Regions from separate parts of the Homo sapiens genome. Here regions 1 and 2 are each linked to region 3. Evidence: chromatin loops called from intact Hi-C (ENCODE). Cell type or tissue: heart right ventricle. All regions are shown on one strand. Each heading gives the region's core, and the rest is flanking DNA. Links, peaks and the distances in the headings are about the cores only.

Region 1 (10,197 bases), core at 5,156-9,155, 390 kb after region 3:
AGAGATGGACTGGCCAGTGAGGTAGAAGGAGAGCCAGGAGAGAGGGGGGGTATCCCAGAATTTAAATAAATAGTAGATGAAAAGAAACAGTAGATGAAGGCAGAGGGAATGTGATCAGCTGTGTCAGATGCTACTACACTAAGTCAAACAGAATGATGAAGGCTAATTCAATATTACATTTAACAAGTTTTGTGGAGTAGTGGGGAACAATAATGAATTCTCCACTTTTGGAGCAGGTTCTTTAGAATAGGAGGAGAGGAAATGGAGACAACACACTTAGACAACTTTTTAAAGGAGTTTTGCTGAGAAGATCAGAGAAAAGGGGTAGATGAGAGAGACGTGGGGTAAAGGAAGGAATTTTTTAAGTTGGGAGATTTTATATTACATTTTCTGCAACTATTTGAACATATGCGGTAGTAATATGCTCAGGAGGCTGAGACAGGAGAAAATTCATGTTTTGTGAGAGAGAGGGCTTATTGCTATAGTGACAGCTGAATAATCAAGAGGAGTTGAGGTCCAGTGCAGAAGTTAAGGAGTTGGTTTTAGATAGGAGCACAGATGAATAGTGACAGGATAGGAGTACATGGACACAGATGCAGGTAAATTAATGGATGTTGCACTTTTCTTTCATGATGATAACGTGACACTTTTTGACTTCAAAACTATCTTTACAATATAGGGAGAATGCCTTCAATTTCCTAGCTATACAGATGGGAGAATGAAACACGGCAAAATAATAAAATGTTACCTTGCATCACACAGCGTGTTAGTACCAGAGCCAGAATTATAAATTACTTCTTGTAAGAATCATCACAACAATGTGTAGTTATCTATTGATCTCTGATGGTTTTCTTAAAATTATTTTTGGTTAAATTATGATTTAAGTGTAGCAAAATGAATAATCTAAATGTTACAGTTCCATGACTTTCGGCAAACACATACCACATTTCCATCACCCAGAAAGCTGCTTGGGCTCCTTCCTAATTGGTCCCTGCTACTTGAGCCTCCCGTGCCTACCCCACACAGGCACATGCCATTCTGATTTCTTTCACCTAGATTAATATTTATCTCTTCTATTTTATATACATAGAATCATACAATGTGTGTTCTGTTCTTATACCTGGCCTCTCTCACTCAGCGTAGTGTTTCTGAGATAATCTGGGTTGTTCATTGCTTTTTATTGCTGAGTAGTATTTCATCATATGAATATACTACATTTTATTTGTCCATTGTACTGCTGCAATTCATCAGATTTGTGTGCCATTAACTGTTTTTTTAATCAATCATTTATTTCCTGGATGTTAACTTTTTTTGAGAGATAATTCACATACCATAAAATTCACCCTTTTAAAGTATACAATTCAGTATTTGTTAGTATGTTCACAAGATTGTGCAACTATCACCTCTATATTTCCAGAAGAATTTCTTCACCCTCCCCACTCTCAGCCCCACCCCACCCCCCCAAAAAAAAAGCCTTGTGTCCACTGGCAGTCACTCTCCATTTCCTGGCAACCACAAATTTACTTTCTATTTCATGGATTTACCTATTCTGAACATTTCATGTACATAGAATCACAAAATACTTGGCCTTTTATATCTCCTTCTTTCACTTAGCATAGTATTTTCAAGATTCATCTATGTTGTAGCATGTATCAGTCTTTCATTCCTTTTTTTTTTGGGGGGGGGTAACAGAGTCTCACACTGTTGCCAGGTTGGAGTGCAGTGGTGCGATCTCGGCTCACTGCAACCTCCGCCTCCTGGGTTCAAGCAATTCTCCTGCCTCAGCCTCCCCAGTAGCTGGGGCTACAGGTGCACGCCACCACGCCCAGCTAATTTTTGTATTATTAGTAGACATGGGGTTTCACCATGTTGGCCAGGATGGTCTCGAGCTGTTGACCTCGTGATCTGCCTGCCTCAGCCTCCCAAAGTGCTGGGATTACAGGCGTGAACCACCACACCCAGACCCCCGGCTCTCTTTTATAAGGGCACTATTCCCATTCATGAGGGCTCCAGTTTTCGGCTATTATGAATTCTGTTATGCACATTTGTATACAAGTTTTTGTGTAGACATGCTTTCATTTATTTTCAAGATACCTAAGAGTGAAATTGCTGAGTCATATGATGACTCTTTTTTTTTTTTTTTTTTTTTTTTTTGAGATGGAGTCTCACTCTGTCTCCAGGTTGGAGTGCAGTGGGCATGATCTCAGCTCACTGCAACCTCCGCCTCCTGGGTTCAAGTGATTCCCCTGCCTCAGCCTTCTGAGTAGCTGGGATTACAGGTCTGTGCCACTACACCTGGCTAATTTTTTGTATTTTAGTAGAGACAGGGTTTCACCATGTTGGCCAGGATGGTCTCGATCTCCTGACCTCATGATCCGCCTGCCTCAGCCTCCTAAAGTGCTGAGATTACAGGTGTGAGCCACCGCGCCCGTCCTTTTGTTTTTTTAAGAGACAGGGTCGGCTGGGTGGCAGTGGCTCACGCTTGTAATCCCAACACTGTGGCAGGCCGAGGCAGGTGGATCACCTGAGGTCAGGAGTTCGAGACCAGCCTGGCCAACATGGCAAAACCCTGTCTCTACTAAAAATGCAAAAATTAGCCGGGCGTGGTGGCACAACCGTGTATTCCCAGCTACTCAGAAGACTGAGGTAGAGAATTGCTTGAACCTGGGAGGTGGAGGCTGCAGTGAGCTGAGATCATGCCACTGTACTCCAGCTTGGGCAACAGAGCGAGACCACATCTCAAAAAAAAAAAAAAAAGAGACAAGGTCTTGCTCTGTGCCCAGGCTGGAGTACAGTAGTGTGATCATAGCTCACTACAGCTTCAACCTCCTTGCAGCCTCAAGCTCCTGGGCTCAAGCGATCCTCCCTCCCCAGCCTCCTGTGTAACTGGGCCTACAGACATATGCTACCATGCTTGGTTAATTATTAAGTTTTTTGTAGAAACAGGGTCTTGCTGTGTTGCTCAGGTTGGTCTTGAACTCCTGGGCTCAAGCGATCCTCTTGCCTTGGCATCCCAAAGTGCTGGGATTATAGGCATGAGCTACTGTGCCTGGCCATAACTGTATGTTTAACCTTTTGAGGGACTGCCAGACTGATTTTCTAAGTGGCTTCACCATATTGTGTTCCCACCAGCAGTGTTTGAGGGTTCCAATTTGTCCACATCCTTGCTAACACTTGCTATTATCTTTTTTATTATAGCCATCATAGTGGGTATGAATTGGTATCTCATTGTGGTTTTGATTTGCATTTTCCTAATGACTAATGTGTTAAACATCTTTTTATGTGCTTATTGGCTATTTGTGTGTCTTGGAGGAATGGACCCATCAGATTTTGATTTTTAAAATCTAAGATTTCAATTTATTATACAAAGAGCATACTAGTTCCATATGTGATCTTTCTTTGAACCTTGGGTCAAAACAGCATGATGTAAGCCTGTCCTTTTCACACATAATCCTTAGCAGAGTAGTTAACTAGACTGAGTAAACATTTAGTAAACTCAGATAGTTTGCATTCGTGACTGTAGATAAAGTCAGCAACTTTATTTGCTTGTCTAGTCTGTTTAGCATATCACTCTTATGATTTGATAAATGTAAAACGAGTATTCTCTCAGGTATTAAGTTAATTGAGTGTGTTTGTTCAAGACCATAGAATTGGTATAGCACAATTATAAGATATCCAAATGGCAAACTTATAAAAATAGGCTTTTTAAGTAGTCTTATGTCTCTTTTACTTCTCAAATCAGGTCATCTCGATGCACTCCTGAGGGGCTTGGTTCTGGGAAAACTAGGAAAAGCAGGACATAAGGCAACGTTAGAAGAAGCCCGTCGTCGGTTTAAGGACCACGTGGAAGGAAAACAGATTCTCTCCGCTGATCTGAGGAGTCCTGTAGGTTTTCATCATAAATTCCCTTGACTTATAGGTAACATCATTTTGTGAAGCATGGAACTTTTTTTTTTTTTTTTTTGAGACAGAGTCTTGCTCTGTCGCCCAGGCTGGAGTGCAGTGGCATGATCTCGGCTCACTGCAGCCTCTGTCCCCCGAGTTCCAGTGATTCTCCTGCCTCAGCCTCCTGGCTAGCTGATATTACAGGCGCCGCCACCACGCCCAGCTAATTTTTGTATTTTCAGTAGAGACGAGGTTTCGCCATGTTGGCCAGGCTCGTCTCGAACTCCTGACCTCAGGTAATCCACCTGCCTTGGCCTCCCAAAGCGCTGGGATTACAGGTGTGAGCTACCATGCCTGTAACTTTTTTTAAAAAGCCTGGAACATTTTTTAATAGCCAAAACTGACCTAAGAACTGACCCACAAACCACGTCTAACTCTATTTTAATATATACTATTTAAGTGGTTTATAGTCCTCTTCTTATTTGTTTAAAGTTTCTCAGTCAGTGTTGCAGTGCTGAAAGGTGATTAGCTGTGCACATTCCCCTGAAAGCTGCTGTGCTCTGCTGGTACAACATGCCATTTACCTTTGTGGTTGCTCACAGGCACTGCTAGCTCCTTAACTACAGTTTGTAATATTCACATTTATAATATTTACTTTTTTTTTTTTTTTTTTTTTTTTCTGAGACGGAGTCTCACTCTGTTACCCAGGCTGGAGTGCAGTGGTGTGATCTCGGCTCACTGTAGCCTTCACCTCCTGGGTTCAAGCAGTTCTCCGTGCCTCAGCCTCCTGAGTAGCTGGGATTACAGGCACCTGCTACCACGCCCAGCTAATTTTTGTATTTTTAGTAGAGACAGGGTTTCACCATGTTGACCAGGCTGGCCTGGAACTGCTGACCTCAGGTGATCCGCCTGCCTCGGCCTCCCAAAGTGCAGGGATTACAGGCGTGAGTCACCGCAGCCGGCCAACATTTACAATATTGTTTACTTGCTTTCTGTCTTTTCTTAGTATTAGAATACTTGAAACAAGGTACATTTAATCAAATGACTTATTTTTTGTCCCTTGTAGGTCTATCTGACTGTTTTGAAGCATGGTGATGGCACTACTTTAGATATTATGTTAAAAGTAAGTATATTTGAGAAGGCTCCCATTTCCTGCTTTTGAACTTGGATAGACACACAGTAAACCTCTAAATGGTTAAAAAAAAAGACAGTCCTAGAAAAGAAAGATGCATATTGTAGACATGCAAGTATTTTAAAACTGTGAGAGAATTATGTCTATCCATATATGTTATATCAGTATTATCAGTATGATGCCAAAGACATCTTACTTTTCCCCGCCTTTTTTACTCACTTTTTGCATCTGAAATCTTATTATTATTTTTTTTTTTTTTGAGACAAGGTCTCACTCTGTCACCCAGGCTAAAGTGACATAATCATGGATCACTGCAGCATCAACCTCCCAGGCTCAAGTGATCCTCCTGCGTCAGCCTTCCAAGTAGCTGGAATTATAGGAGTGTGATAACCGCATCCAGCTAATTTTTGTGTTTTTTGTAGAGAGAAGGTTTCACCATGCCCAGGCTGGTCTCAAATTCCTGGGGTCAAGTGATACACCCACCTCAGCCTCCCAAAGTGCTGGGATTACAGGCATGAGCTACTGTGCCCAGCTGAAATTTTAACACTGAAATAAATGTTCGTTTTGATTAACAAGTCACTTTCTTTAAATTTTATCTTCAGTGTAAACTTACTTGGGGTTCTGCCCATTTTAAGCAAAACGTTTGTTTCTGTGCTTAGGTTCTGTGCTTAGGTTTGTTTTTGTGCTTAGAAAAGGGATAGACAGATGATGATCAAGTGTCTCAAGCATTTGAGCTATGGCAGGGTCCTTTATTAATAGACAGGAAATTAATTCACCTGCCTTCATAGCCTCTCTAGTTTTCCCAGAGTAATTGGCATATAATTAAGCTCTGACTTAGACAAAATATAGATAAAACTTTCCATGTCCTCATAATGGCAGCAGTGTTTGCAACTTTGAATCAATAGTAGTACTGTGAAGCAAATGCTATCTCCAGTCCCTATTCATACAGTTCCGGTCTATAAAGAAATGGCTTGAGTGCACTGGCTACATTAGAGGTGGAGGTAGCCGAATCTACTTTTTAATCATTAAATAAAATGTGCAAAATGTGCCTAAAAACCCATTTGTTAAAAGATCCACGCTTAGGACAGGAGTGGAATGTGCTTTACTGTCTCTACCTTTCATGGATTAACAACACTCTTCTGACTTACAGGGAGTTCATGATAATCAGCTTCACTGTAGAAATAGCTCTAATGATCATAATTGCAGATCTAAATTCTGATATTTTGGTTTTAAACAAATCCTCTGAAAAATGATTAGGATGTCTGAAAATAAAAACTTTAAGAAACTGTACCTCAAAATGTACTGCTTTACCCATGTTGTAATAGGTTTACTTTCTTTCTTTTTTTTTTTTTTTTTTTTTTTGAGACGGAGTCTCACTCTGTCACCAGGCTGGAGTGTAGTGGCACGATCTTGGCTCACTGCAACCTCTGCCTCCCGGGTTCACGTGATTCTCCTGCCTCAGCCTCCCAAGTAGCTGGGACTACAGGCACCCGCCACCACACCCAGCTAATTTTTGTATTTTCAGTAGAGACGGGGTTTTACCATATTGGCCAGGCAGGCCTCGAACTCCTGACCTTGTGATCCACCCGACTCGGCCTCCCAAAGTGCTGGGATTATAGGCATGAGCCACCATGTCTGGCCTGCTTTCTAAGAATATAAAAGTTATATTTGGGAGAGCTGGGCACGGTGGCATGCACCTATATTTCCAGCTTCTCAGGAGGCTGAGGCAGGAGGAGCGCTTGAGCCCAGGAGTTCAAGGCTGCAGGGAGCTATGATTGTGCCACTGCACTCCAGCCTGCGTGACAGAGCAAGACCCTATCTTAAAAAAGACCCTAAAAAAAGTTAAATTTGGGTTTACTTTCCACCTGAACATTAAGGTCCCTTCTCAGTCTTAATATTCTGTGAACCTGTATACTATAAATGATATGTATGAAATGGGATATTTGATTTTTTTCCATCTATTCCATGATGATATGGAAAAAAATAGGGGTTCTGTAAATTTCATGGCAGATACATTGATATTTTCATGTCATGGCACTTTTAAGATTTTCCACAAGTATGTGTATTTATTCAGAGTTTGCATTTATTTAACACAAGAGAGTTCACGATAATCAGCTTCACTATGGAAATAGCTCTAATGAAGGCCGAATCATGGTTCTTCAAGAAGCCACTTGGTAAGAGATGAGGAGGGTTGTCTTATGATGGTAATTTAGGAATAATGTGGCAGAGTTAAAAAACATTAATTCATAGTATATTTGAAATGTGGTGTTAGAGTGCCATCTAGTGGACTAGAATAACAGTTCTCTATGGAGGAAAACGCTTCCTGAAAGCCAGAGGTTCAGACCTTGAATATTGGAGCTGAAAAGGGCCTTAGAAATTATCTGTCCACCCATCTCATTTTACACATGGGGAAACTGAGACCCAGAGGGATGAAGGACTTAGTCAAGATCACACAGCTAGTTAGAGGCAAAACTGGGACTAGAACCCAGATCTCCCAAGGTCCTGTCTATTTTACTGCACTGCTGCTTAGAGTCCAAAGGGGCCAGGCGTGGTGGTTCATGCCTGTAATCCCAGCACTTTGGATGGGAGGATCACTTGAGGCCAGGAGTTCAAGACCAGCCTGGGCAACATGGAGAAACTCCGGCTCTACTAAAAATAGAAAAATTAGGCCAGGCGCGGTGGCTCACGCCTGCAATCCCAGCACTTTGGGAGGCCGAGGCGGGTGTGGATCACAAGGTCAGGAGTTCAAGACCAGCCTGGCCCAAATGGTGAAACCCTGTCTCTACTAAATATACAAAAATTCGCCGGGTGTGGTGGCGGGCGCCTGTAGTCCCAGCTACTCAGGAGGCTGAGGCAGGAGCATTGCTTGAACCTGGGAGGTGGAGGTTGTGGTGAGCCGATATTGTGCCATTGCACTCCAGCCTGGGTGACAGAGTAAGACTCCGTCTCAAAAAAAAAAAAAGAAAAGAAAAATTAGCTAGGCGTGGTTGTAGTGAGCTGAGGTAACACCATTGCACTCCAGCATGGGCAACAGAGCGAGACTCCATCTCAAAAAAAAAAAAAAAAGAGACCAGCCTGGTCAACACAGCGAGACCCCATCTCTACTTCTTATAAATTAAAATTGTTTATTGAAAAAAAAAAAAGTGTCGAAAGGAAGAGGAAACTGAGAGCTTTGATGAGGTCTCCAGACACTCTGGTCAGTGTTAAATCTTAAGGGGTAGAAAAGATCAAAAGAGTCTAAATTGTCTTGGAGACATAGCTCTTATACATTTATAGTTCTAATTTTTAAGAATTACAACATTTTGTTTCTATGAAAAGATTTTATATACATATATACTATGGAAGATTTAGAGACTAGAAAAGTATAAAGAGGAAAATAAAACTTACCTATAGTTTAGAAAGCAGGTAGCAAAAACAGCATGTATAACATGCTCTCTTTCCAGATTTGTTAATGTACATATAGTAGTAATTTTATTTTTTTCTTTATGCTTCTCTGTCTTTCAGATATTCTGCATTCAGTATGTGCTGCTTTTGCAGTTAAAAAGTGTGAAGATGCATAATCCCACTGATCAGAAACCATCATTAATTAATACTACCATTTTGATGTATTTCCAGGGGTTCTCCCCCACCCCCTTTTTTTGGAAACACAGTCTTGCTCTGTTGTCCAGACTGGAGTGCAGTGGTACGATATGGGCTCACTGCAACCTCCACCTCAGCCTTCCAAAGTGCTAGGATTACAGGCGTGAACCACTGTGCCCAGCCATATATATATATATATTTTTTAGGATAATTCTGCTTTGTCTGCTTTCTTCACTTAAATATAAGAACATGTTTATGATATATTCTTAAAATATAACTTTCAATAATGCATTTTTATAAGTACAGTATTCATTTTCAATTTTTCACTATTATAAATTAATTTGATGATCTGGTATAAGAACACTAATGATTAGTTTGTTCTTCTAAAACAGAACATTAGCCAGATATCAATGATGTAAAGAATTTGGCTATGATAGATTTTACCTCTTAGATCTTGATGTTAAACTGGTCTGAACTAATGACAGGCTGTTCATCTGGTAGCATTTACATCTAGTGATTTACTTACTGTAACAGCAGATGACAAATTTAGTGCCAAAGCATCATTTTTTTTTTCTTTTATTTTTGAGACAGAGTCTCGCTCTCTTGCCCAAACTGGAGTGCAGTGGCACGATCTCAGCTCACTGCAACCTCCCAGGTTCAAGCGATTCTCCCGCCTCGGCCTCCCAAGTAGCTGGGATTACAGGTGGGCACCACCACGCCCGGCTAATTTTTTTTTTTTGTATTTTTAGTAGAAACAGGGTTTCACCATGTTGGCCAGGCTGATCTCGAACTCTTGACCTCAGGTGATCCACCCGCCTCGGCCTCCCAAAGTGCTGGGATTACAGGTGTGAACCACCGCACCTGGCCCAAAGCATCTTGAAAAGTATTCTCTTTCTTTAATATAATGCCCTGCCATTCTTACCTAGTGAGAATATAGAACCTAAGTTTTACCTTACTGGGGAAGAAGCTCATATAATCATATGCAGAACATCCAAGGGAGAGTTAACTATTCCTATCTTTATCTTTTTTCCTGTAGCTTCATAAACAAGCAGATATGCAAGAAGAGAAAAACCGAATCGAAAGAGTCCTTGGCGCTACTCTTTTGCCTGACCTGATTCAAAAAGTCCTCACGTTTGCACTTTCAGTAAGTTACGGTGAAAACTGCATTTAGAAGTGAATCGTTACCCATCTCTGAGAAGTGTCTCTGATTCAGCTCTGATCCTCTTGAGCTGCCTTAACCCTAACTAAAGCTTCCTTTTCCAGAGTAACTGGCTTGAGTTTTTGTTACTGACTTCTGTTTTTCTCCCACTAGTGGCGAGAATCAGAATAGTTGGGAGAGTAAACAAATTGTCTCTCCAGAATGGAAACTATGAGGACAGGGACTCTTGAAAACTGGGAAACTGGCTTATGCCTTTGCTTACTTTGTGTCTCTTCCTTTCTTAAACCTATAGGCTCCTAAGCAAGTATCTGTTGAGCAGTCTGTCTGTCTGAACCTGTCTCAGTACCTCATTCTCATTTTGGTTATCTTTAGCTTAAACATTATCTTCTTTGCTGAGAACTTCTGGTTCCAGTTATTCCTAAAACAAGGAATAAGTGTCTTC
Region 2 (10,197 bases), core at 1,990-5,989, 55 kb before region 3:
TATCTCTAAATGCCTCCAAATTTGGTATAGGGACAGCTGACTTGGTTTAACTGTAATGTGCAAAAGAAGTACTCAATAAAATGATCTTGAAAGGAAACTATACAATCACCTAAACACAAGGGAGCCTTAATCTCAAGTGAGCTGGTGGGTTTTCAGGCTTACTCAAATTGGTCTAACACTGAAAGCAAAGAAAACGAAATATTTGTGATCATTTAAGAAACCAATAAGAATCGGTTATAACTTAAGTTTCTCCAGAGTTAAACTCTATTATTTATTACCATAACAATGAAATCTCCATAATATAAATAATGCCATAGGCAACAGTGTAAACATTTCGAATGTTACTGAAATAGATGGAAAACAGGGAAGAAAGGGAATCAGAGTTTAATCTGAAAGGAATTTTATCCAAAATTCAACAGTGTAAGTAAAACAAAATAGCTAGAAAATATTTTAAAACTTACTTGCTGAGATCAACACAACATTTTGCAAGCAGGTATTTGCATTGCGGTGTAGTACAACTGTGTCCTTTCAAGAGTCTATATGCTTTATATGCCTTTCCTGAGCGGTAATAACAGGTTGCCAGTAAAAACAAGGCTTCTTCTGAGTGTACTAAAAACAGACATTTTTTAAAAAGGCTATTGTTCAGTATATTGAATGATAATCAGTTTATCATGCAATAAACAAGTTTAGCAAAAAAAAAAATTAGGCTTGCTATTTTAACACAAAACAATCACTTATTAATTCAAATTTGAATTATGGAGAAACGGTTTGCTTATAGCAAAGTCAGTTCCTTAGATCTTGATTACTTTTCTCTACAAGAAACCAAGGAAATAATACAATGAAGACAATCATGGTATTCTCTGTAAATATTTAAGAAAAGCATACACACACAGAAACACCCCTGCCTTTAAACAGACTACCAGTAAAGGATCTTGTTTTTAGGTAATATTTTTCTAATAAATCTTTCGGGAGGATAGAAGTCAAATTTCATTAGCAAGAGAAACCTGAGTGTAAATAAATCTAACTACCAATATGAAATAATTTCTATATTTTAAAAAGACCAGATTGAAAAAAATCCACTTGTTTTGCTTTAACATCAAATATACATTAAATTATATTTAAGATAAATTATAAATTGTGAATGCTCACACCATTTTAACATTCAGTTGACAGACTATAGTAACAATAATTAAATTACATTACAATAGCAAGAGCTGAGTTATCTATCAATCTGTCCCTCCTTTTTACATTAGGAAATGCCCCCTGCCTTCTTAATGCAAGTGGCATTTTTCACCCTTATTTAGTCTATGTCTCTACTAAACTGATCATCACTTCACTTCTATCCCCACAATCCAGGGTCTACAGAGGCAACAACAAAGAGGATGGAAAGAGAGGGAAAACCACAAAACTGTGCTTCTAAAAATGGGTTATGCAATAATACCAGTGAGCTGAAGGATCTTCTAAGCCAGTGGTTCTCAAAGTGTGGTCCTTGTACCAGTATCAGCATAACTTGGAAACTTGCTAGAAATGAAAATTTTTGTGTCCCATCTCATACCCACTAAATTAGTAATTCTGGGAGTAGGAACCAGTAATCTACGTGGTTAACAAACTCTGCAAGTGATTCTGTGGCATTCTCAAGTTTGAGAACCACTGTTGTAAAGTACAAGACAAACTTGCCACATCTTTTTAAATAGTTAACATCATTCTAAGAGTTTGGATAAAAAAGTAATTTGAAATTTTATTTCTAAGTTTTTTGTCACAGATATGTGCAAGCAAAAACCAACAGAACCCTTCTTCTCTGGTCCATCTTATGGTTTTTTATGAAACCACAGTGTAAAAAATAATAAATAGTAAATGATAAGAAATTTTGGCAGATGTGTTTTAATGAGATGTATAGTAGTATTAGTGCTGCAGCTACAAAAAAAAAAAAAGAATGGGGCGCTCACTGCAGTAGGAATAAACTATTAATTTTACTGAGCTACAACTTCTAATTTACATAAGTTAGAAAGTTTGATTTCCTCTAGATTTTACAATGGTCTGGTTTCTTTTCACCTTATAAGTTTTTAAAAACTATTGATTATACCAATAAACAATGGCTCCCACAAACTAATTTAACTCCCAGTCACAGTAATGCTGTCTCAATTGTTTACAAATATTTGATTATGTGTAGGTCCACTTTCACTGCAATAAAATTGCCTAATAAAGACACCAACTATTCTTTTTGTGTGTACATGTGCGTGTGTAATTTTAGTGTAATACTGCAATTAGCTTTTTGAAGCATAGTAACTTAAAAATTATATGTTCAAATGGGAATACGGATTGGTGATTTAGGCAAAACTTAAAAATAATGAAACTGGCCAGGCGTGGTGGCTCATGCCTGTAATCCTAGCACTTTGGGAGGCTGAGGCAGGCAGATCACCTGAGGTCAGGAATTCAAGCCCAGCCTGGCCAACATGGCGAAACCCCGTCTTCTACTAAAAATACAAAAATTAGCCAGGCGCGGTGGCGCAAGCCTGTAATCCCAGCTACTCCGGAGGCTGAGGCAGGAGAATCGCCTGGACCCAGGAGGCAGAGACTGCAGTGAGCCGAGATCGTGCCACCGCATTCCAGCCTGGGTGACAGAGTGAGATTCTGTTTAAATAAATAAATAAATATAATGAAACTGTCAGATAAGGAAGCAAATCCAGAGCAATCTGAAGTGTTGTGACACGGGTGGTTTCTTAGGCTCCTCACAAGTAACTTGGCAGCAGAAAAAGATAACAGTACCCCAAACACAACTAAAGAAGCAGTGGTAAGCAGCCATAAATCTAAAAAGCACAGAATATGTTTACTGGATAGGATTGACAAAGATTTCATCTAGAACAGTAACTCCAACTTACGGATAATGGCTGTCTGAAATGCCATGTTCAGAAAACTTCTTGAGGCTGATCATGGCCTAGCTACCAAGAGTAGTGATCAAAATAACAGGATCCAGAAACAGTTATAGATGTTTGCATGTCACTTATTTACCATCCTTTATTTACAGACTTAATTAAAATATGGGATTAGAATTATAAGGTCCATAATATATTGCATAATCATGAATGAAGTTAGCATTGACTCCATTAAGTCACTCTTAAAGTAATATTGAGAAATCAATCGTGTACTAGTTAAATTATGCTATGTCCATGTGATGAAAAATACAGACATAGAAAGATTTCCAGAATGTACTGCTAAAGTGAAAAAACAAACAAATTAAGCCTGTAATCCCAGCACTTTGGGAGGCCGAGGCAGGTGGATCACCTGAGGTCAAGAGTTCAAGGCCAGCCTGGCCAACATGGTGAAACCCCATCTCTACTAAAAATACAAAAATCAGCCGGGTGTGGTGGCGTGCACCTGTGATCCCAGCTACTCGGGAGGCTGAGGCAGAACAATCACTTAAACCCGGGAGGCAGTGGTTGCAGTGAGCCGAGATCATGCCACTGCACTCCAGCCTGGGCAACAGCGAAACTCGGTCGAAACAGGACTATCGAAACAGGACAGGACAGGACAGGACAGGAAAGGAAAGGAGAGAGAGAAAGAAAGAAAGAGAGAAAGAGAGAGAGAGGAAGGAAGGAAGGAAGGAAGGAAGGAAGGAAGGAAGGAAGGAAGGAAGGAAGGAAGTAAGTTGTAGCAGCACTACTGAAGTTCCTCTTCTTACAAACAGGTTTGGCTTCAAAATTGGAAAGGTCTTTTGAGTGTAAGTCCAAAATAATTAAGAGGGGTTTAACCTTGCATCCTCCAGATACATTTACATCAAACAGAAAGGTAAATTAGTCTTTCAAAGCTTTTAAACCAGATAGACGCCTCTTCTTCACGCTGATTTATAATCTAAATAAGCAGCCTTTCTAAAATGGACCAATTTTGACAAATTTAAAATTTGTTGAGGTGACTGTTCTTTACCTAGCCTTGATAAACTATACAAATATCAGAGAAGCCCTCAGAGGTTAGAGTACTCTGTGGCTACCCTGTCATGAACTCTGATGTTGTGTGAATTTAAGGGCATAGAACCTATGGAACTTTTTATGATTTGTGACACATGTTTCAAATTGATTATCTGGGCCAGGCACAGTGGCTCATGCCTGTAATCTCAGCACTCTGGGAGGCCAAGGTGGGCAGATCACTTGAGTCCACGAGCTGGAGACCAGCCTGGCCAACATGGCGAAACCCCATCTCTACTAAAAATACAAAAATTAATCAGGCATAGTGGTGCATGTCTGTAATTCCAGCTTCTTGGGAGGTAGAGGTACAAGAATCGCTTGAACCTGGGAGGCAGAGGTTGCAGTAAGCTGAGATCACGCCACTGCACTCCAGCCTGGGCAACAGAGCGAGACTCTGTCTCAAAAGAAAAAAAATAAAACAAATCGATTATCTGTTAAGTTTTTTAATCAACTATAAGTAGTATGACATGTGGATTAAAGTACCGACTCTGAAGCTAGACTGCTTGGGTTCAGATTCTGGCACTTCAACCTACTAGCTATGACTTAGGGCAGAGTTACTTAACTTCTCTGACCCTCATTTTTTTTTCATCCGGTAAGGACTATGATACCTACCTTTAAAGGTTGCTGTTAGGATTAAATGACTTAATACATGCACAGCAATTAGGATAGTATCTGACACATAGTGAAGGCTGTATGTGCTATTATTTTAATTATTGGCCTTCTCTTAAATTTACAATACCTGAATAGATATTTGATATTAATGCAGGGGGTACATAAGTGTCCCTGAGCCACATGCTCAAGTAATTCTATTTCATCAACTTTTTTTTTTTCTGTTTTCAATTGTATGGAGGCTATACTTTTCTTATATTTCATTATTCATTCTGTTGTTCAGAGTCATTTCTACTGTTGAACATTTCATCTACATATGCAAATTTAGCATATGAATACTATTCTCAATGTTTATCTTTTCTACATTTATTTACATCCTGCATTTCAATACCAACTGGTTTTATACCTGTTGTTAATGATGGGGTTAATAGTGCTCTTAAGTATTTTAAAACCACGCTTAGAGTAAAAAGACCACAAATAAAAGAGGGCTGGAAGAAGTTTTAAAAGGCTCCTTAGTGTTTGAGGCAGAAAATGGCAATATATGAGGAGAAAAAAGATGGCCAAATTGTGCAGGGCTTTGTAAACTGTGTAAAGATTTAGGAACAGATCCTTACAACAATTAGATACTTCTGAAGGGTTTTAAGAAGGAACATAAATTTGGGAGGGGAAAAGGAACAGGCAGGGAACGGGAGATAAGGAAAATTCAGTTAGTGGTATCTTAGGTTAGATTTGAATATATTGAGTTTGATGTGTCTGTGAAACATCCAAGTTAATTCAATGAAAATAGGTGAGTCTTGGATCAATAAAGGCCTCAAAATGATACATTATTCCACATCTTTAGTAGAATTCTGGATATTCTTTAATACTGATCTTAACACAATCTGGTAAATAAGTTTTTTTTTATATGTTGCCATTTGTACGCATATATTTCTGTGAGTTTGGGCTCTCAGTATCCTGGTTAATAGAAAAGAAACAGATGCTGAACGTTTTACTCTGGTTCAGTTCTCTCCCACTGAGCCTAATTTACTAAAATTGATACACCCGATGCAATCTATACATCTTACCCACTAATCACTAAGACAGGTAGAAAATTGGTGAACGATTTTACGGTCATTTAAAATGCATTCAAGTAGGGCGCAGCAGCACATGCCTGTATTCCTAGCTACCTGGGAGGATCGCTTGAGCCCAAGTGTTTGAGGCCAGCATGGGCAACATAGGGAGATCTTGACTTAAAAAAAAATGTTTAAAAAGTACTAATATTAAAAAATAAAGACCGGATACAGTGGCTCCCGCCTGTATTCCCAGCACTTTGGGAGGCCGAGGTGGACAGATCACTTGAGGCTAGGAGTTTGAGTCCAGCTTAGCCAACATGGTGAAACTCCATCTCTACTAAAAATACAAAAATTAGGTGGGCGTGGCCGCAGGCGCTTATAATCCCAGCTACTCAGGAGGCTGATGCAGGAGAATTGCCTGAACCTGGGAGGCAGTCAGCCGAGATTGGGCCACTGCACTGCAGCCTGGGTGACAGAGGGAGACCCTATCTGAAACAAACAAACAAAAACATTTTGCAGTGTGGGATGTAAAACCCACATTAATTTAAGATAAAACAGTAGACCTTAAGCAATTTTGAACTCTGGGCTAGGACCCTCAAAATAACCTAGGAATACATGTTGACACAAGGTTTTCAGCTGTTTCTCTTTCTTTTCCTTTCACTAGTTACAATCCTCTTAGTCTCATAGAGTTCCATAGGTAGCAATTACTTATGAAAAAAATGCACACAAAACTTATGTCTGGTTGATTTTCTGAACATAACTCTTATTTTATATGTGTGTGTACACACACACACACACACACACATATCTCCAAAGAGCTATCATAGTAGTTGCATTAATGTATTTTTTTCCTCATAGTCTAACACTATTTCTATTTGTTGTATAGCACTTATTTCTATTCATTCTTAACAGTTAATTAACAAAAGAGAAAAACCTTGGTCAAGGGGATCAGGTATTGGTGGTGGGAAAGAAAAATACATGCTTACAATGGGGGAAGGGAATTTATTGGAGGGAGATGGTAAAATTAGGACAGTTTTTCCAAAACAGCAAATCTCAACTCACTAGTGGACTGTGATGTCAATTTAGTGGTTATCAGCCTACGTTAAAACAACAACAACAAAACCACTCAATGGAAAATATTAGAGTGTATCATATCTAATAAGGGTAAAAAAAATCTGGCCAGGCCACAGTGGCTCACGTCTGTAATCCCAGCACTTTGGGAGACGGAGGTGGGAGGACTGCTTGAGACCAGGAGTTTAAGACTGGCCTGGGCAACATTGTGAGATCTCGTGTTCTCAAAAATACAAAAATTAGCTGGGCATGGTAGCATGTGCCTGTAGTCTCATCTAGTAGGGAGGTTGAGGTGGGAGGATTGTTTGGGCCTGGGAGGTCAAGGCTGAAGTGAGAAAAGATCACATGACTGCACTCCAACCTGGGTGACAGGCTATCTCAAAAATAAATAAATAAATAAAAATAAGAAAAAAAAAAAAAAACCCTGAAAAGTCACTGTATTAGGATATGTTAGGGGAGAGGGAACCTGTAAAGGACTTTCTATGTGCCAGAAACTACAGCAGACTCTTTACATATTTTACTGTATTTAGTCCTTAAAACTATCTTGTTAAACAGATATTTCTCTTCTATTTTAAAGATAAGGAAAATAAGGCTCAGAATGACTTTTGGCTTAAGATCAAATGGCAAATGAGTATCTGAATTCAGATTCTCTTTCCTTTTTCCGTTTTTTTTTTGAGACGGAGTCTCGCTCTGTTGCCCAGGCTGGAGTGCAGTGGTGTAATCTCGGCTCACCGCAACCTCCGCCTCCCGGGTTCAAGCAATTCTCCTGCCTCAGCCTCCTGGGTGGCTGGGATTACAGGCATGTGCCACTACACCGGCTAATTTTGTATTTTTTAGTAGAGATGGGGTTTCTCCATGTTGGTCAGGCTGGTCTCAAATTCCCAACCTCAGGTGATCTGCCCACCTCAGCCTCCCAGATTCTCTCTTATATCATTCTGCTGTTCCTTCTTTCTGATCCCACAGTCTCAGGCCGACTATAAATCTCGAGAGAAAGACAAATGGGCGACAAAGAACTAGTGAAACTGAGAAATTATTTCAAGAATTTGACTTACAGAAGATCCTACTGATCAACTGCTTTAGCCTCATGCCTTGTTGGATGTCTTTCTCCAAATATAGAAACTGCTACTAGTGACATAGGAGGCCCCTGAGCAAACAGGTTACATCTAGCATATCAACTGATATTGTCCACCAAGAAAACTGTTGCCAAGAATTCTGAGGTTGGTTCAGTGGGAATGAGTACTGTAATGGATTAGTGATGCCTACTATGGTTGCAAATCAGAGAAGTGGTAATTGCTACTCTTGGGAAAGCGGAATCAGACAGATTACTAGTTACCGCCTGTGGACATTAGTCTCAGTTCTTCATCCAGAAAATGGCAATAGCAATGTCTATTTGATAGGATTATTGAAGATTAAATTAGTAACTAATATTAAATACTTAGAGTACCTAGTATACAGTAAGAAATCAATAAGTGATAGAATTATTGTTATTATTACTGAGCCAGGATAGTATCTGCTCTTACTACACTTAATTCTAAAATCTTTCCTCATATAAATATGGTTAAACCGAATGGTGAGGTTCTATATTGAAAGAAACTAACATTTACTGAGCAACTTTCCAAGTGCCAAGCATTGTATCAGGTACATAAATAACGTGGATTAAACAGCTTTATGTGGACTAATCTGGGAATCTTGCCACCAATTCTATGGGAAAATCTAATTGAATTCTAAACCATGAATTTACAATTTTTAAGAGCCTAACTATAATAAACTAGAAACTGCCTATTCTTTAATAATAAACAAAAACAAAAAGGAAATACTAGAAATAGAAGACAGTGGCCGAGTACAGTGGCTCACATCTGTAACTCCAGCTCTTTGGGAGGCTGAGGCAGGAGGATCACTTCAGTCCAGGAGTTCAAGGCTGCAGTGAGCTATGATTGTGCCACTGTACTCTAGCCTGGGCGACAGAGTGAGATTCTGACTCAACAAAAATTTTTAAAAATACAGCAAAATATGGGGCCTGCCTAGGTATCAATGAAAATATTTTTAAATAGATTATTCACAATAAACATCACTTTTGCATAAGTGAATGGAGTAGATTAATCTATTGTATAATCTTCTTTCTAAGCCTTCCATTCCTTCTCACCTTTCTAATCTTTTCATTGGGACCTTAAACTCCTGCTGCCCAGATCTTCCTCACTTTTCTCACTGAATTCCCATTCTCCACCGAGGAGACAGCTCTCTCACATGGACAGTAATCACCTTACATCCCACTATCTCAGAGTCAAGGTAAGGCTGGTTTCCACTTAACTTCTCAAAACTACTTCCAAGCATTGCTCTTTGTCCTTTTGTGAAATTTCCTGCCCCTGAGGTTTAGGCCTTGTTCTCACAACTCTCAGCTACTAAACCCATACTGTTTGACTTGTAAATTCCATTTAAAAGTACATAACCCAAGGAAATGACTCAAAAAAAAAAAAAAGCTGTACACAATGATCTATATCAGCATCTTAGAAAGGGAATTATAATAATGACAGAAACAAAACATACATTATCAGTGGTGTTTATTAAGCATTGATTACCAAGCCAGATGGCTGTGCTAAGGGCTTTAAATAAACCATCTCATTGAATTTTTAATTCTAAGGGGCAATGATTATTTTATAGATGAAATATCTGAATTTTCAGATATTAAAGTAACTCGTCCAAGGTTATAAAACTGTACATTTAAGTGACAGGTTAGGATTTGTTCCAAGGCTATAGAGTCTAAATCCATGTTCTTCACCATAGAATACAGACTCTTTTCTTAAAAAAAAAAAAAAAAAAAAAAAATACATGGCATGGTGGCCCATGAGTATAATCCCAGCACTTTGGGAGGCCAAGGCAGGTGGATCACCTAAGCTCAGGAATTTGAGACCAGCCTGGGCAACATAGCAAAACCCTATCTCTACCAAAAAAAAAAAAAAAATTAGCCAGGCGTGGTGGTCCGTGCCTGCGGTCCCAGCTACTTGGGAGGCTGATGTGGGAGGATCGCTTGAGCCTGGGAGGTAGAGGTTGCAGTGAGCTGAGATGGTCCCACTGTACTCCAACATGGGTGACAGAGTGAGACCCTGTTTCAAAAAAAAAAAAAAAAAAAAAAAAAAAAAAAACCCAAAACAACAAAAACCCTGGGGGAAAAAAAAACCTAAAGATTGAAAAATGATTAAGTAAATCATAGCATATAAACCTGAATCAATTCTACATAGTTATTAAAAGTAGTATGTAAGGGAACTACACAGAAAAAAAGTAAAGATTTTATGAACTAGTGTCAATCAGAAAAACAACAAGATGATGATAGCTAGAATCTTGTTACAGTGATAAAAAGTTATGGAATTTCATATATGTTATTCATTTATCATTCTACAGCAATGAATAGATTTCAAACCTTCTGCATAAAGGCGTTCTGCGAGGAAAACCGCATCTCGGTAAGCATAGTGGTTTAGTGCTTGCCATATAGCAGCCTGCAAATGGAGGAA
Region 3 (10,197 bases), core at 2,469-6,468:
TTGTCCCTACCTCGCAGACTGCTCTTTTTGGCCTCACTTTCTGCTCCTTTTCTTTAAATCACACCCCCAGTTTGAAATGCCAACATTCTCCTTAGCACTGGGGCCTCGTCAGGTTTTCCTCCTTCCCTTCTTTTTTTTTTTTTTTTTTTTGGTTTTTTAACATTTATTTTAGGTTCAGGGGCACATGTGCAGGTTTGTTACATAGGTAAATTGCATGTCTCAGGGGTTTGGTGTACAGATTATTTCACCACCCAGGTAATATACATAGTACCTGATAGGTAGTTTTTTGATCCTCACCCTCCTCCCTCTCTTCTTTCTTTCTTCAGCAAGTATTTATTGCTCACTGTATTCACTTGTGAGGAACTGGAGTTAAGGTTCCCAGTGATTTGAAAACTGAAAGTGTTTTCCTTGCCCAAAGTAGCTTACTGTCCACTTAAGCAAGCACATAAGTATCCAGGGATAAATAGAGAATGATCCCCAAATAGCATAGGGATAACTCCATCTATGTAACATACAGTGTAAGTTTTAAGGAACCAATACAAGGAGGAACCAGAAAGAAGTGAGGCATTACAAATATTTTCTCTGGGAGAAGGGCTTTCAGTGAGACCTTAAAGGAAAAGGTGCCCCAAGGTTGGTGCTTAGCCCCAGGGAGAAGAAGAGCATGAACAGAGGTCATAGCTCACTTACTAATTCAACAGATGCCCATTGGGTACCTGCTGTGCACATGGCACTGGCATGAGCCTTGGGGATATACTGAACCACACAGACATGGCCCCTGTCCTCAAGGAGCTTTCAGTCTAGTGGGAAGACAGACATTAGTTATAATCATGTGACAACATCAGCCAACATTTATTGAACACAGTATTAATTAAGATTATATTTGGCTGTGCGTATGGACACCAAAACACAGTGGCTTAAGAGACATGGAAGTGCGTTTCTTCCTCCCATTACAATCCAGAGATTGGCAGTCCCTGGCTGGCACAGCCGGCATGCTCCACAGTCCTCAGGGACCCAAGTTCTTTTATCGTATGGTGTCTCAGTGTGTGACCTCTACACATGGTCTAAGATGCTGCTCCGGCTCAGCCATCACTTCCACTGAGAGAATAGTTCAGGAAGCATTTTATTTTCTTTTCTCTCTCTTTTTTTTGAAATGGAGTCTCACTCTGTGATCCAGGCTGGAGTGCAGTGGCACGATCTCAGCTCACTGCAACCTCCACCTCCCAGGTTCAAGCGATTCTCCTGCCTCAGCCTCCCGAGTAGCTGAGATTACAGGTGCGCGCCACCACACCCAGCTAATTTTTTGTATTTTTAGTAGAGATGGGGTTTCACCATGTTGGCCAGGCTGGTCTCAAACTCCTGACCTCAGGTGATCCACCTGCCTTGGCCTCCCAAAGTGCTGGGATTACAGGTGTGAGCCACCGCGCCCAGCCGGGAAGCATTTTCTACTTCACAAACCTCCTTGGGAACCAGTGCAACTTATTTGCTGCCTCCATGGTGTTGGGCTTGTTTATCTGAAGACAGAAGAGACTCTTGTCCTCCTAGTCATCCCTTCCCCAACCCTGTACTTTGCCCGGCCCATAACTAAGGTTTGGCACTTGCCCCTCCTGGGAAGAGGTATGCATAAAAAGTGACTAAATAAAGTTCACGATTTTCTTCAACTAGACTGACTTCCACTATTTCGAACCCAGATCCAGACCATGTACAGTTGACCCTTGAACAACATAGGCTTGAACTGTGTGGATCCATTTATATACAGACACTTTTCAATAAAATTTACACTGAATGTGCCTGTCCCTCCTGCCTCTCCTTTCACCTCCACCTCCTCTTCCACCTCTGCCACCCTAGGACCGCAAGACCAACCCTTCCTCCTCCTCAGCCTACTCAACCTGAAGACAAGGAAGATGAAGGCCTTGAAGATTATCCACTTCCACTTACTAGTAAATATATTTTCTTTTCCTTATGATTTTCTTAATTTTTTTCTCCAACTTACTTTATTATAAGAATACAGTCTATAATATATAGATACAAAATATGTTAAATTTTTATGCTTTTCGTAAGGCTTCCAGTCAACAGTAGGCCATTAGTAGTTAAGTTTTTGGGGAATCAAAAGTTATATGCACATTTTGATTGCACGTGGGTTGGTGCCTCCAACCTCTACGTTGTTCATGGGTCAACCATAATTTATGGAAATAGGACTGAGCCCACTGGGGGCCCTTCCACCACCCTGAGGGGTTCCTGACTGAGGGCCTGAGAAGGTGGCATCTCAGGCAGGATGAGTGTGAGTAAGTGGGCCAGAAGGAGGAGGGGAAAGGTGTCCCAGCTCGGGGGAAGATTTAAGGGGGGCTCTGGCCTGGAGCCAGCAATGGCACCATCCTGAAGGGATGATGACACATGAGGGGACACAGGGAAGCTGCTTCTGTGGAAAGAGAGTATGACTGTGTGTTCCCCAAAGGCCAGGCTTTCTGCTCCCTGTGGACAGATGCTGGGGAGAAAGTTGCCCAGAAAGTTATCAGAGGATGGGTATCTTCATGGAAACTTCCCACTGTCAGAGGAACGAACAGCCAGTGACCTTCAGGAGGGAGGTGGGAAAGGAGCAGAGGGGGAGAGGGTATTCAGGGGCCTTCTGTAAGTCTCCTCCCTGTCCACTGCCACAGGCCCCTGACAGAGGCCAGAGCCTCTACTACCCCGCGGAGAGAAAATGAGCAAAGCGGTCACTAGAGCTAAGATGATGATCATATGAGGTCCCCTGATGTCAAAGGTGAATTTCAGAGAGATGATAATAAAGAGCATCATCAACTTACTGAGCACCTACTATGTGCTGGCACTGTGCTAAGCACTTCTATCATTCTGTCATAGCAGTTTAGGAGTTTATGTATTTATTAATTAAAAACATTTATTAATTTAATTATTAATTTAAAAATACATAGGAAGAATAATAACAACAAACTCGACTCATAATTTTTCTAGTTTCCCCTCTCCAGTTAAAGATGGTAGCATGGGCTGGGCACAGTGGCTCATGCCTGTAATCCCAGCACTTTGGGAGGCTGATGTGGACAGATCACCTGAGGTCAGGAGTTCAAGACCAGCTTGGCCAACATGGTGAAACGCTGTTTCTACTAAAAATACAAAAATTAGCTGGGCGTGGTGTTGGATGCCTGTAATCCCAGCTACTCGGGAGGCTGAGGCAGGAGAATCACTTGAACCCGGGAGGTGGAGGTTGCAGTGAGCCAAGATCGCACCACTGTACTCCAGCCTGGACAACAGAGTGAGACTCCATCTTAAAAAAAAAAAAAAAAAGAAGTCCGGGCGCGGTGGCTTACACTTGTAATTCCAGCATTTTGGGAGGCCGAGGCAGGCGGATCACAAGGTCAGGAGTTCGAGACCAGCCTGGCAAACATGGTGAGATTAGCCAGGCGCGGTGGCAGATGCCTGTAATCCCAGCTACCTGGGAGGCTGAGGCAGGAGAATTGCTTAAACCTGGGAGGCGGAGGTTGCAGTGAGCTGAGATCGCGCCACTGCACTCCAGCCTGTGTGACAGAGCAAGACTCCGTCTAGGGGGTGGGGCTGGTCGTGGGGGGTGGGGGGTGGTGAGAAAAAGACAAAAGAAAAAAGATGGTAGCATGGCATATTTATATTCCTGAAACACTGTTTTAATCAAATTTCTTCCCTAATTAGGACTTAAAAGAGCTCCTATCCCCTACTGGGTCATTTCCAAACCTTTCTATTTAACTTCTAAGGCCTTCCTTTATTTGCCCCAAATCTGCTAGAGGCATCACTGGCTGAAGCCAGCTGATCTTTCTTTCTGTTAGCTCCCCAGTGCTGCTTCCCTCTCCCCTTCTCTCCTCACCCCAGGACCTCTTGATTCATCTTGTTTCTCTCTCCTGATACGTGCCCCATTCTGTTCATCCACCTTATTCCCACCCTTCAATACGCAAGTCAGGCTCACCTCTTCCCTAGAGATTTTCCCATCTGTATTAATTAGTGATGGTCACAATTTAGTCTCCCTAACACAGTCGCCAGACTGGAACTGTAGAGCTACAGGAGACCCTGCAGACTTCTAGTAGACTGTAATCACCTGAGGGCCACGGTTAGCAGAGTGTCATCACGCGTTTGGCATCCTAAACAAACTCCGTTGACCAGGGCTTTTAGGGAAAACGGTGTTGGAGATGGCTGGTGGCGCAATACCTACCTTCCACCACTAGATGACAAACTTGCAACAGCGTGCTTCCAACAGGACGCCCACGTTTGACACGTTCCTGAGACGCTGGAGAAAACCGATTGCCAGCCCGGGCTGAAAGGAAACTTGAGAAATCACTTAGTCCGTCTCTTTGCCTTCAGACAAATGGAGTTTTTGTTTACTTTTAAAGACTCACAGCAATTCGTTCGCTTGCTTCAGTACCCCCACAAAGGTTTTGCAATGAGGGGTCATAGAGAGGACACTTGTGGACATGTGGGGACCTGGTCAAGTCACATCCCCACTCAACCTCAGTCCACAGGTTGCAAAATGAGGGAATCGATTAGATCATGGTTCATGTCCCTTCCAGCTCTCTGATACTAATCATTTAGCATTCAGCAACTCCCTCTCACTACAGTCAGCCTTAGTCCATTTGTTTCGTTTTGATCCTTATTGTATATGTGTGTTTAGAACCTCCAGCGGTGGGAAGCATTCATTCAAAATAAATTATTGAGTGCACAGCAGTAGGTACTTCAGGATATAAAAACAAAGTCATCTGTGGTCTCTCCCTCTATGAGTTTATACTCTACTTGAGGGAAAAAATATATAAGTGGAGCTGAACTATATTAAAAGACAAAATAATCGAAATGACACTAGGCAGTATATGTCTAAGGAGCAAGGGAGAGGTGTGGGACCAGGACACTAGGAGCTCAGAGGAGGAGGGGTGGTCAGGGAGGGCTTTAAGGAGGAGAGGTGGCAAGCTCTGATGGAATATCAATAGACAAGAACTCAGGGAGCGGGGCTCCAGTAAGGAGGCACAGGGTGCCTTCATCTTTGCCGACATAACCACAGTTCCTGCCTTTTAGAATTTGGGCAAAAAGAAGTAAAGAAGAATAAAAGAAGAGTGAGAAAAAGAACTGGAGAATGGGATGTGAGGCAAGGAAAAGGGAAAAAAGACAAGGTGGAGCGGGGAGCACCCATTCACTGTGGAGGGACATGTACCCGTTCAGAGGTAGAGAAGCAAAGTGAAACAATCTAAAGATAGGTCAGGGGCGGTGGCTCATGCCTAATCCCAGCACTTTTGGAGGCTGAACAGGGCTGATCCCTTGAGCCCAGGAGGTCAAGACCAGCCTGGGCAATGTGGCGAAACCCCGTCTCTACAAAAAATAGAAAAATTAGTCAGGCATGTCTGTAGTCCCAACTACACGGGAGACTGAGGCGGGAAGATCACCTGTTCCCCCCTGGGAAGGTTGAGGCTGCAGTGAGCCGTGATTGCGCCACACTGTGCTCCAGCCTGGGCAATGAAGTGAAACCCTGTCTACAAAAAAAAAAAAAAAATTCTGAAGGTGAGCTGAGAGCCGCTGATGGACATAAAGTAGTGGCATAGAGCTGTGAGAACAAAGCCAAGAAGGCATAAGTCTAAAATGAAATGAAAATGTTTATATGTTAAAACCAACAAATATATGCTTTTACTTACGTTCAGAGCAAGAAGAGCAGGAAGGGCACTGCCCTTTGTGCCAGCAGTGTGACATTAGTAGAACTCAACTTCTATTTTGACCTCAGTTCCATCTTTTCTGTCAAGGAGATTAATCTTCTGACTCTAAAACATGAAAATACGTAGCTTAGAGGGAACTGAGACCCAAGATAAAACAGGTTTCAGAGCAAATGGCCACATAATACGGATTCAAGAGTATTTGCCTAGAACAATCACCTGCTGGAAAGTACTTGGCTGAGAAATGGGGAAACAGCAACTTCTATAATGGGGAATTGTCCTACATTTTTTCTGGGTCACTTTGGGGGCAAATCCAGGATCAGTGGATGAAAACCTCAGAGATGTATATGTCAGATCCCTGCTAGGAAAAATTTAATGTCGATTAGAGGTTTTCTCAAATGGAATGGTCTACCTTGCGAAGTATTGAGTCCCATGTCGTGGTAGGTATTCAAGTGAACACTAGCAAATATTTCATGGGGCTTTTATGGAAGAGTTTGAACTAAAGATCTCTTCCAACCCTGAAACCTATGATTCTGTGGTTGTACAAGATTAGGGGAGAAAAGAATGAGTGCTTTCCCAGCTCACCTTCAGATTTTTTTTTTTTTTTTGAGACAGGGTTTCACTTCATTGCCCAGGCTGGAGCAGAGTGTGGCACAATCAAGGCTCACTGTAGCCTCAGCCTTGCTGGGGGGGAACAGGTGATCTTCCCACCTCAGTCTCCCACGTAGCTGGGACTACAGGCATACCTGGCTAATTTTTCTATTTTTTGTAGAGATGGGGTTTTGCCACATTGCCTAGGCTGGTCTCGACCTCCTCGGCTCAAGGGATTGGCCCTGCTCAGCCTCCAAAAGTGCTGAGATTACAGGCATGAGCCACCACACCTGACCTATATTCAGATTGTTTCACTTTGCTTCTCTACCTCTGAATGGGTACACATCACTCCAGAGTGAATGGGTGCTCCCCGCTCCATCGTGTCTTTCTTCCCTTTTCCTTGCCTCTATCCCATTCTCCAGTTCTCTTTCTCACTCTTCTTTTATTCTTCTTTACTTTTTACCCAAATCCTAAAAGGTAGAATCTGTGGTTATGTTGGCAAAGAGGGAGGCCCCTGTGCCTCCTGACTGGAACCCTGCTCCCAGGCTGGAGTACAGTGGCATGACCATAGTTCACTGCACCCTCGAACTCCTGGGCTCAAGCCATCTTCCTGCCTCAGCCTCCTGAGTAGCAAGGACTATAGGCATATGCCACCATGCTTTGCTAGTTAAACATTTTTTTTTTAGAGATAGGGTCTTGCTATGTTGCCCAGGCTGGGCTTGAACTCCTGGCCCCAGGTGATTCTCCTGCCTCAGCCTCCTAAAGTGCTGGGATTATAGGCATGAGCCACCATGCCCGGCCTAGAATTTCAATTTTGAGTACCATTCATTCTTTTTACAATAGAAACTGAGGTTCTTAACCATAGAAAACCATTGTAGGCATATTTCTGCTGTTTTTCCAAGGGGAGGATTTGTCCTTTTTGTTATATTTTCAAAGGGGTCAGAGGCCTAAAAAAAAAAAAAAAAAAAGGTTAAGAACTGCTGTTTCAGGGCCTTTGTGGGATACTGTTTATCTTTTTCCTGAATGTTTTGACATTGCATCTGGTGTAGCCAGTCTTCCTCTCAGGCTACCATGAACTCCAAGATAGCTCATCTCTTTCTCCCAGGACTCTCTTCACTTCCAGCTCTGCCCCCCGCCATTCTTTGGGTCACTCTTGGGTTTAAAGAGACAGTTCCACTTATAACTTTTACTCCTTTGTGGGGCCACTTAGATCTGCATAAACACCAAGCTCCTCTCAATCTTGTTCCAAACCCTGCTGGATCTGCAAGGGGCACATATCCCCTAGTAGGAACTGAGGGCGCACAGGCTTGCACACCACTGAGGCCACCTCTTTTCCTCTCTTCCTTTGTCAGGTTCTGATGGCCTCCACTGGGTGTCCTCCCTCAGATGGTCAGGTTCCCAGTAGATCTGAATCTTCCTGATGATCAGCACTTACTCACATGCCTCCATTCCTATCAGTTTAATTCCTTCCTTTCTTCCTTTCTTTATTTTATTTTATTTTTGAGATAGAGTCTTGCTCTGCTGCCCAGGCTGGAGTGCAGTGGTGTGATCTCAGCTCACTGCAAACTCTGCCTCTCGGGTTCAAGTGATTCTAGTGCCTCAGCCTCCTGAGTAGCTGGGATTACAGGTGCCTGCCACCACACCCAGCTAATTTTTGTGTTTTTAGTAGAGATGGGGTTTCACCATATTGGCCAGGCTGCTCTCAAACTCTTGACCTCAGATAATCCACCCGCCTCGGCCTCCCAAAGTGCTGGGATTACAGGTGTGAGCCACTGCACTCGGCCTAATTTTTCTGTAGAATTAAGTTCATTGTCAATGGAAGTGATTCTCCTCTCACAAATTTTTGGTCATACTCAAGAGAGTATGAGCAGTTCCTAAAAATCTCAATCATTTTGCATTTACATAAATCTTATATGATATTAGTTATTAGGGACAGAAGTGTCACTTTGTAACTGACAGATGTGATCGATGTAGGCACAGGGAATTGGGGGCATCCATGTCTCAGTTTTCTTTGTGATGTGTGAGACTTTGGTCTTGGTGGCCAAGAATTTGAAACTGCACATCTGCCTGAGCTGGTCTCAACTTCCTGGCCCTGGAGCTTCAAAGGAGATTCAATAATGGCCCCCTTGGCCCTACCTTCTCCCTTTCCATTTCCACCTACACTCTTCAGTAATCAGCTCAGTCTATCTGTGCTCTGTAGTCTAATGAAAAAAGCTAGAAGTTGGCTGGGTGTAGTGGCTCACGCCTGTAATCCTAGCACTTTTGGAAGCCCAGGTGGTGGATCACTTGAGGTCAGGAGTTCGAGACCAGCCTGGCTAACATGGTGAAACCCCATCTCTACTAAAAACACAAAAATTAACTGGGCATGGTGGCGCATGTCTGTAATCCCAGCTACCTGGGAGGCTGAGGCAGGAGAATCGCTTAGACCTGGGAGGTGGAGGTTGCAGTAAGCCGAGATCATGCCACTGCACTACAGCCTGGGCAATAGAGTGAGACTGTGTCTCAAAACAAACAAACAAACAAACAAACAAACAAAAGCTAGAAGTCAAAGATCCAGCATTAAAAGCTTGGTTACCAGTTGGAACGTGGAGAGAACTCTGTATAGTTAGTTTCATAATCATGTCCTTAATGCATTGTATTGCTGGTTTTGTTTTGAATTGGAACTTACTTTTTTTTTTTTTGAGACAGAGTCTTGCTGTGCATAGTTCATTTCAACCTCAAACTCCTGGGCTCAAGTCATCCTTCTGCTTCAGCTTCCCAAGGAGCTGGGACTACAGGTGGGTGCCACCATGCCTGGCTATTTTATTTTATTGTTTTACTTTTTGTAGAGATGGGGTCTTACTATGTTGCCCAGGCTGGTCTCAAACTCCTGGCCTCAAGCAATCCTCTTTCCTCAGCCTCCCAAGGTGCTTGGATTACAGGAGTGAGCCACCATGCCTGGCTAATTTCCTAATCTATAAACTGGGGATAATAGTCATACTGACCCAATTTGGTTATTAAGAAGATCAAATAATTTAAAATGTGTAAAGCACTTAAAACAGTGTCTGCAATATAGTAAGGACTCAATACACATTAGCTCTGTAGGGGAGGAGGGTATCTTAAGCAATGGGAATAACCTTAGCAAAAGAAGGAAAATGAAAGAACCATTATTCTTTTAGAAAACTCAAAAATAATAGAAATGGCTGGGTGTGGTGGCTCACATCTGATATCCCAGCACTTTGGGAGATCAGGGTGGGAGGATCACATGAGCCCAGGACTTCAAGACCAGCCTGGGCAACACAGTGAGACCCTATCTCTACAAAAAGTGAAGAAAAAAAAAAAGCCAATGTGGTGGTGTGTGTCTCTGGTCCCTGCTACTCCAATGGCTGAGGTGGGGGGATCACTTGAGCCTGGAAGGTCAGTGGTGCAGTGAGACTTGATTGTGCCTCTGCACTCCAGCCTGGGCAACAGAGTGAGATCCTGCACCCGACCAAAAAAAAAAAAGAAAGAAAGAAAGAAGAATAAAAAATGCCTAGAAGACAAATGGAGAGAGAAATACTGCTCATAATAGTAAGAGCACCTCCCTCTTCTGCATACTTCCCCTGTGCTTATGCTGTTTCAAGTGCTTTGTGTACATTATTCATTTACCCTTCCCAGAGATTCCTCATGAGGTAGGTGTGGTTATCCCCATTCTACAGATGAGAAAACTGAGGCTTCTGGAGGTTAAGTAACTCTCACCAGGGCACTCAGTGAGTGGGTGGAAGCTTCAGGAATCAGGCCCACATCAGCTCGCTGCCTGTGTTCTTAGCGCCATGCCTTATTGCCCTTTGCTTTCCTTGGCCCCACCCCAATTTTCTCTACCCAATGCCGTGAAGTAGGAAACAAAAACTACCTGGTTGTCCCTCACCACCAGTCAAACTTTTCACCTTGTCAAGTCACTTTCTCCTCCTGGGCTTCAGTT

Evidence for each region. Peaks named below come from ENCODE experiments on the same cell type or tissue, not always from the same donor. Only the 100,000 strongest peaks of a DNase experiment are listed, where the experiment ranks them.
Region 1: it touches region 3 in a loop (3-fold over the local background); 41 of 110 quality-filtered maps call a loop at or near these places.
Region 2: it touches region 3 in a loop (3-fold over the local background); 18 of 110 quality-filtered maps call a loop at or near these places.

Annotation. Positions count from the first base shown.
Region 1 is chr17:47,608,718-47,618,914 of GRCh38, forward strand. NPEPPS (aminopeptidase puromycin sensitive) reads left to right here. Exons shown (of 23, transcript NM_006310.4): 18 at 3,743-3,885; 19 at 4,952-5,008; 20 at 9,633-9,740. Among named protein-coding and RNA genes, the nearest start is that of KPNB1-DT, 36 kb to the right of the region's middle. RefSeq lists an enhancer at 7,264-7,765. In heart right ventricle, for the core only: CTCF peaks have their summits at 7,311 (motif pointing left) and 7,513; no DNase peak of the experiment used is centred there.
Region 2 is chr17:47,171,456-47,181,652 of GRCh38, forward strand. CDC27 (cell division cycle 27) reads right to left here. Exons shown (of 19, transcript NM_001256.6): 2 at 10,107-10,182; 3 at 462-609. Among named protein-coding and RNA genes, the nearest start is that of CDC27, 13 kb to the right of the region's middle. In heart right ventricle, for the core only: no CTCF peak of the experiment used is centred there; no DNase peak of the experiment used is centred there.
Region 3 is chr17:47,225,726-47,235,922 of GRCh38, forward strand. It overlaps a transcript of MYL4 not described here. Among named protein-coding and RNA genes, the nearest start is that of MYL4, 21 kb to the left of the region's middle. RefSeq lists an enhancer at 4,080-4,129. In heart right ventricle, for the core only: CTCF peaks have their summits at 4,194 and 4,416; a DNase peak (open chromatin) is centred at 4,226; H3K4me3 peaks cover 724 bases; H3K27ac peaks cover 983 bases.